2 separate regions of the Homo sapiens genome follow, and region 1 is linked to region 2. Evidence: chromatin loops called from intact Hi-C (ENCODE). Cell type or tissue: endothelial cell of umbilical vein. All regions are shown on one strand. Links, peaks and the distances in the headings refer to the core of each region. The heading gives the core; the rest is flanking DNA. Region 1 has its middle 110 kb from the start of SPRY2. Region 2 has its middle 28 kb from the start of LINC01038.

The links. A loop is a pair of places that touch in the nucleus more often than their neighbours do. Peaks named below come from ENCODE experiments on the same cell type or tissue, not always from the same donor. Only the 100,000 strongest peaks of a DNase experiment are listed, where the experiment ranks them.
Region 1: it touches region 2 in a loop (3-fold over the local background); 5 of 110 quality-filtered maps call a loop at or near these places.

The regions. Positions count from the first base shown.
Region 1 is chr13:80,234,492-80,237,418 of GRCh38, reverse strand. No RefSeq gene overlaps it. Among named protein-coding and RNA genes, the nearest start is that of SPRY2, 110 kb to the left of the region's middle. In endothelial cell of umbilical vein, for the core only: no CTCF peak of the experiment used is centred there; DNase peaks (open chromatin) are centred at 1,438 and 1,998; H3K27ac peaks cover 2,041 bases.
Region 2 is chr13:79,774,425-79,777,351 of GRCh38, reverse strand. No RefSeq gene overlaps it. Among named protein-coding and RNA genes, the nearest start is that of LINC01038, 28 kb to the left of the region's middle. In endothelial cell of umbilical vein, for the core only: a CTCF peak has its summit at 1,406 (motif pointing left); a DNase peak (open chromatin) is centred at 1,361.

The sequences.
Region 1 (2,927 bases), core at 154-2,653, 460 kb before region 2:
TTCAAGTGATTCTCCTGCCTCAGCCTCCCAAATAGCTGGGGTTACAGGAGCATGCCACCACATGTGGCGAATTTTGTATTTTCATAGAGACGGGGTTTCACTATGTTGGCCAGGCTGGTCTCGAACTCCTGACCTCAGGTGATCCACCGGACTCACCCTCCCAAAGTGCTAGGATTACAGGCGAGAGCCACCGCGCTTGGCCATATTTCCTATATTTTAAGCCCACTTGAAGGAATTCCTGATTCTTGCAGCATATTATTTCCAAACTGCTTTGATTTTGTAATAGATAACATTTATTAAGTGTTTATTGTTTGACATTCACAGTACGGAGGACAATAAACCACAGGTTAGGTGGTAAAATTAGCCTCATTTTACACATGAGGAAGCTAAGCCTTTGAAAGGTAATTAATTAGCAGTGGCCATAGAACTGGTAAGTGCTAAAGCTGTAATGCAAACCTGGATCCATGTGACTCTGGCCTTCATCCTTTAGCAGCATGGCCTTCAGTTTGACGTTCACTCACTTTTTAGACAACTACTACATGACTGTACCTTAGTAGCTCACTTCCAAGTAACTGACGCATTGCCAGATTACCTCAGATTTTGGTAACAGAGATAAGGTACACATTTAGTGGTCAAAACCATGCTGAGATATGGAGTTCAGTTTTAGGTAGAAGGGAACATTAAGAAATTCATGGTCAAAACTCAAGCAAGGAAAACAATTTTGAAGGTAAGGTTTCTGTTCACCTGGCTGATGACAATGGCAATTTATATAAATCACAGCAAACTCCCCGGGAAAACAATCAGAAATAGTAATGAAATTTTAGGGTCAATGCTTAAAGAAATGATTTGCAGATGAACTTATTTGGGTGAATATGTCAATGTCATATTTTCAATATAAGTTTTAAATAAAATTCGAGGTTATAAAATGCAATTGGAACACAGAGATTAGAATTAGACTAAATTAAATCAAAGTCTCCTATTTGATCTGATTCTCTGTGACCTTTGTTTCAGCGTAATTTTTAGGTGAGCTGAATTCCATTTTCAAATATCATCCCTGAATTATGCTTTTAAATGTGAAGTGTAGGACTTTATTTATCAGTCTTGTCTCCTCTAAAAACAATTTATATTTGTTCATATATGTAATTCTCTTGGTTCTGAGGAAATGATTTTTTAGAGTGTTGAAAGGCGAAAAAAATATCGCCCTGGACCAAGTGTTTGTCTTCATGAGGCCGCTCTTTGACTGGTGTGACTAAATCAGATGAAGCAGCTTCATGTAGACACTTTGACACAAAGGATTTCAAAGCCAAGTCTAATGACAGCATTTCCTCCTAATATGGATGATGTGAGAACAGAAGCATAATGTTTATTAGCAACCCTTACAAAAACAGTAACTACAACAAAGAGCACAGAAGATGAAAATGCAAGTACTCGGCAATGAGCTCTCATTCTCTTCTGAAATTAATTCACACATTATAAGGTACGCTTCCTTGAATGAATTTCCTTCCTTTTACACTCCCACTTAGCTTTCCTTTAAGTGTCAAATGAAGCGGGTGGTGGAAAATGCAGTGCACCAGTCATTTTGACATTCCTTTGCAAATTAGTCAGGCTTTGATAGTACAGGTCGGTTCTACCACGCAGGGGAGCTTTCAGCTTTGGGAATCTGGCAAAAGTTCAAGAGCAACGTATTGCTTTGAACTCACTTGTTAGCTGTGCAAAATAAACACCATCCACCTTGCAATAAAAAAGCATCAGCAGGAGAAAAAAGAGAACATTCTAAACCCCTCCCTTGAGACTTCAAAACCCTCACTGGGGCTGCTAAATTAGGATAGGAAAAATAAGGCCTGTTTGTGAAAAGAAAGGAGGGGAAAGGAACCATCTTACAACAAACACACACAAAAATTACAATCGCTGAGAACTAATTATGTTTTCATGATCACAAATGCATTGAGAGTTTGAAAGCTCACGGACGCATCCTGATGCTGCTATAAAATGTTTCCTGGCTAATTATTTGCCAGTACAACTGTTCACTTCCTGTGGTGGATTTATGCTAAATCCTGTTATTAGTCTTGCTCTGCAATTGCCATTGTCTATGACTAGAAGCAAGGCTGAAAGGCTACAGTCAGCCTTTTATTACACAACATGTGAATGGAGATTTGACCCAATGTCCGACCACTTCCCCCCTTTGGTTTTTATGTGAGCTCGCTGAGCCTTTCCCAATAAATCATTGGGTTCCAATGAACTTTTACTCTTTTTTCTCTCCTTTCAACCCCACTACTTTGTGAGTGTGTGAGTGCACCCTTTAAAAATAAACCACACAATTTCTTTTTCTCTTTAAGCAGTAGTTAAGACCTTTTCATCATACACAATTTCTACAGTTGTTGCTACAAAAAAAATACATGAAACCAATGTTTGATGCCTCGATTTCATTCAGTGATGGAAGCTGGGAGAGGCAAAAATAAATAAGACCAAAAAAATTGTGAAAGTAATTTACATCTCAGTAAGCATGTGATCCTAAATAAATGTAATGTGCAAACCGTCATAGTAGCTACAGTATAAACTAAATACTTTCTGCAGAAACCTGACTAGGTTTTTCTAGAATATTTTATGTTGGGGGCATTTTAAGTAAATTTGGTAATAAATACCTTAAGAATAATGTTTCCTCCAGACAAAATTATAAATACTGTTAACTGTCTTAAATGTCTTCTTAAATATAGCTTATACTATTCTAAGTCTCTAAAATTCAAATCTAATATTCTTTATTTGTGATACTAGATTCAAGAATATAGCCACTATATTTAAAGATAGTCTTAGATTTATATATCAAATTTTAAAGGTTTATAAAAACTATTGGTTTATAAAAGCAAAGTAGATTGTGACAATGAAAAAATTAGGGTAATAACAAGGGCTAATTTTTCTGTTTATATATA
Region 2 (2,927 bases), core at 129-2,628:
TGATTTTAATCTTCGATAAATCCCAGTACAAAAGATGTTCCGTTGTTCATACTCAATTTTAATTTTAGCCATGTTATTTCAATATCAAAATATATTTTAAAAAATCAAAATTTATAAATTATTGCCAAGGTTATAGCATGAAAAAGCCATACCTCATTTTTCTAAAATTCTTTAACAGGCATCTATAGGATAGATACATCTATTCCAAACTATTTTTTAGCCATCTGTTTTGATTCAGTGAGTCTTGCTGTTGGCATGCGCTAAAACTTTAGTTCCAAATGTGATGCCATTTTTTTTTTCTCTTTCAAATTGGGTCAATGTAATAAAGGGAAATGACGTTTTCTTCACACAGTAGAAGTAGCCCAACTAAATACTGCACATAAAAATTCTCTTAGGAAATTAAATCAAATAAGTTGTTTTTGAGGAATGGCCAAAGGTCAATATTAAAAGCAGCTCGTCTTCTATCATATGTGGTACTTTAGGAGGTTTATAAAAGTCTAGTGAATAGAGAAGCAGCATTTTAAGTAATCTTCAGAATAAGGAAACACAAAGGCTGGGTCCAGTTGACTGAAATGGGGCTGATGCAATCCACTGTCTCCTCAATGGACTGAGCCACAAGTAATATAAACCATGAAGATAATTGGTGTGATTAGATTAGTCATGCCAAAGTGGAGTTTAGCAGTCACCTATAGACAGCCTGCTAAAGTCCATATTGTTTCAGTTCTCTCCCAATCTAGCAGACTGTTGGAAGGCATTATTAAACACAGGTGTTCCTCATCTAGGAAAACAGGTTAACAAAATTCCAAATTCTCAAAAAAGTTCCTATGAAATAATTCAAACTGGAGTAGAATTTTCCCTGCAAGTTCCCCTTAAAGTATAAACTGCTTTATGCAAGTAAGCATTGTTTGATTTGCAAAAACTTAAATTGTACTAAACATTTCTATGACACATTCATTGTGTAAAACAGATAGTACATGAATCAAAATCTCAACTTTTATTGAATGTTAAGCTCAGAGGAACTGATTTATTCTAGATTACTCTAAGTTCAAAAGCCCATTTTACACAAAATAATGGAGAGCAAAGGATAACCAATCTGACCACAGCAGTCACAAATCTTAAAGATTGAACTCTACCATCATCACATTGCAAACTTTTAAAATATAGAATGTTCAAGCCCCTACACCATTTTTAATCTATATAATGTTGACTGTAGTGTATGAATCCTTCAACAGTCACGATTCAAGTTTGACCTTTCACTTTCTTATCTAGAGAAAATTTCATTTTCAAGTATCCAAGAATATTTAAAGTATTTAAAGTATTTCAAGAGAACTTATGGCACATGTCACCCAAGCTCAACAGCTAACAGTTGCTGCCACCTATAGGCCCAATCTCAAGAGAAAGGGCTGGGGACATGAACAAAGGTTTGCATGTTTCAAAGGCAACAAAGCAAGTTTTTTCCTCATTAAAAATGAAGTTGGTATCCATAAACTTTTGATGCAACTCTCTGAAAAAATGAAATTAGATGTGACAAATTTCACTTGTTTCATCAATGACATGCTATTTAAACCACCTCATAAAGGGCAAGAACTTTAAAGCATCAGCCTTTCTACTCACAAAGCAACCAAAGGAAACAAAATGAAGCAAGTTAGCTAGGTCTTCAGTCACATCTAATTGTGATTTTCATGGCTATATAATCGATATGAAAATGAGTGACAAGGAGATACTGTCTTTTGCACCTACTAGCATGTATCACATGTGACAGTCAGGATTCCTTTAGATTCTCTCCCATCTGGAGATTTTGTGAACTCTTCCTTGTGTCAAATAAAGTAAAAAGAAGAAAAAAAGTGAATCCATATAAAAACTCAGAATTAGATCTCATCCTCGGGATTTCTTTTTTCAGTAAAATGAAGATAAAAATGACTACCTTAAAATTTCATCTTAAAAATTATATTTATGTATGTGTGTATATATATTCATTGAATATGTATATATATATACACTCAATGAATAGCATATAGCAAGTTATAAAAATGTTCATCCTGTTACACTCACTAATTTTGTAATATTCTACAAGTCATTTCATAATTGGACTTTTGTTTTTTCATTTGTAAAATGAAGAGCTTAGACTAAGTAGTTTCTAGATTCCTCCTACACTGAATATTCTAGCATAAGGCATTTGAGTTTGGCATTCTCTCTACCCACGCCAGTTGGACCCATTTCTGTATTTGGGCTAACCTTATGCTGCATGAATGGTTGGAGATCAAGTCCCTCCAGCCACATGTTCCCTCTATAAAAATATTTCAGGACACCAAATAATAGAAGAGAAAAAAGTTATAACTTTTCTTCATATGGCTGATGTCCATTTCAGTATTCTGAAATACAACTATCCCCCTTCTTATAAACTAAATATGGCCCCCCACCAAGAATTCATATGTTGAAGTCCTAACCCCTATTACCTCAGAATGGTACTGCCTTAGAGACAGGGTCTTCAAAGAGGTGATTAAGTCAAAATGAGGTTGTCGGGCGTGTGCCCTAATTCAATTCCTATAAGAAGAAGCAATCCGGACACAGAGAGACACAATGAGTGTGCTCACAAAGAGGAAAGACCACGTGAGGACACTGCAAAAAGATACCAGAAAAAGTATCTACAAGTCAAGAAAAGAGGCTTCAAAAGAATGTAACCCTGCTGACACCGTGATCTTGGATTTCAAGCCTCCAGAACTGTGAGAAAATAGATTTCTGTTGTTTAAGCCACCCAGCCTATGGTATTTTGTCACAGCAACCATAGCAAATTCATACACTCCTTGAACTAACTCTGAGAATTTTTCAACAGTTTGACCCTTGAACAACACTGGTTTGAACTGCAGGGATCAAGTTCAGTAAAAGTTACATGGACTGTCCTGACTCTCCTGTCTCCACTTTCATGT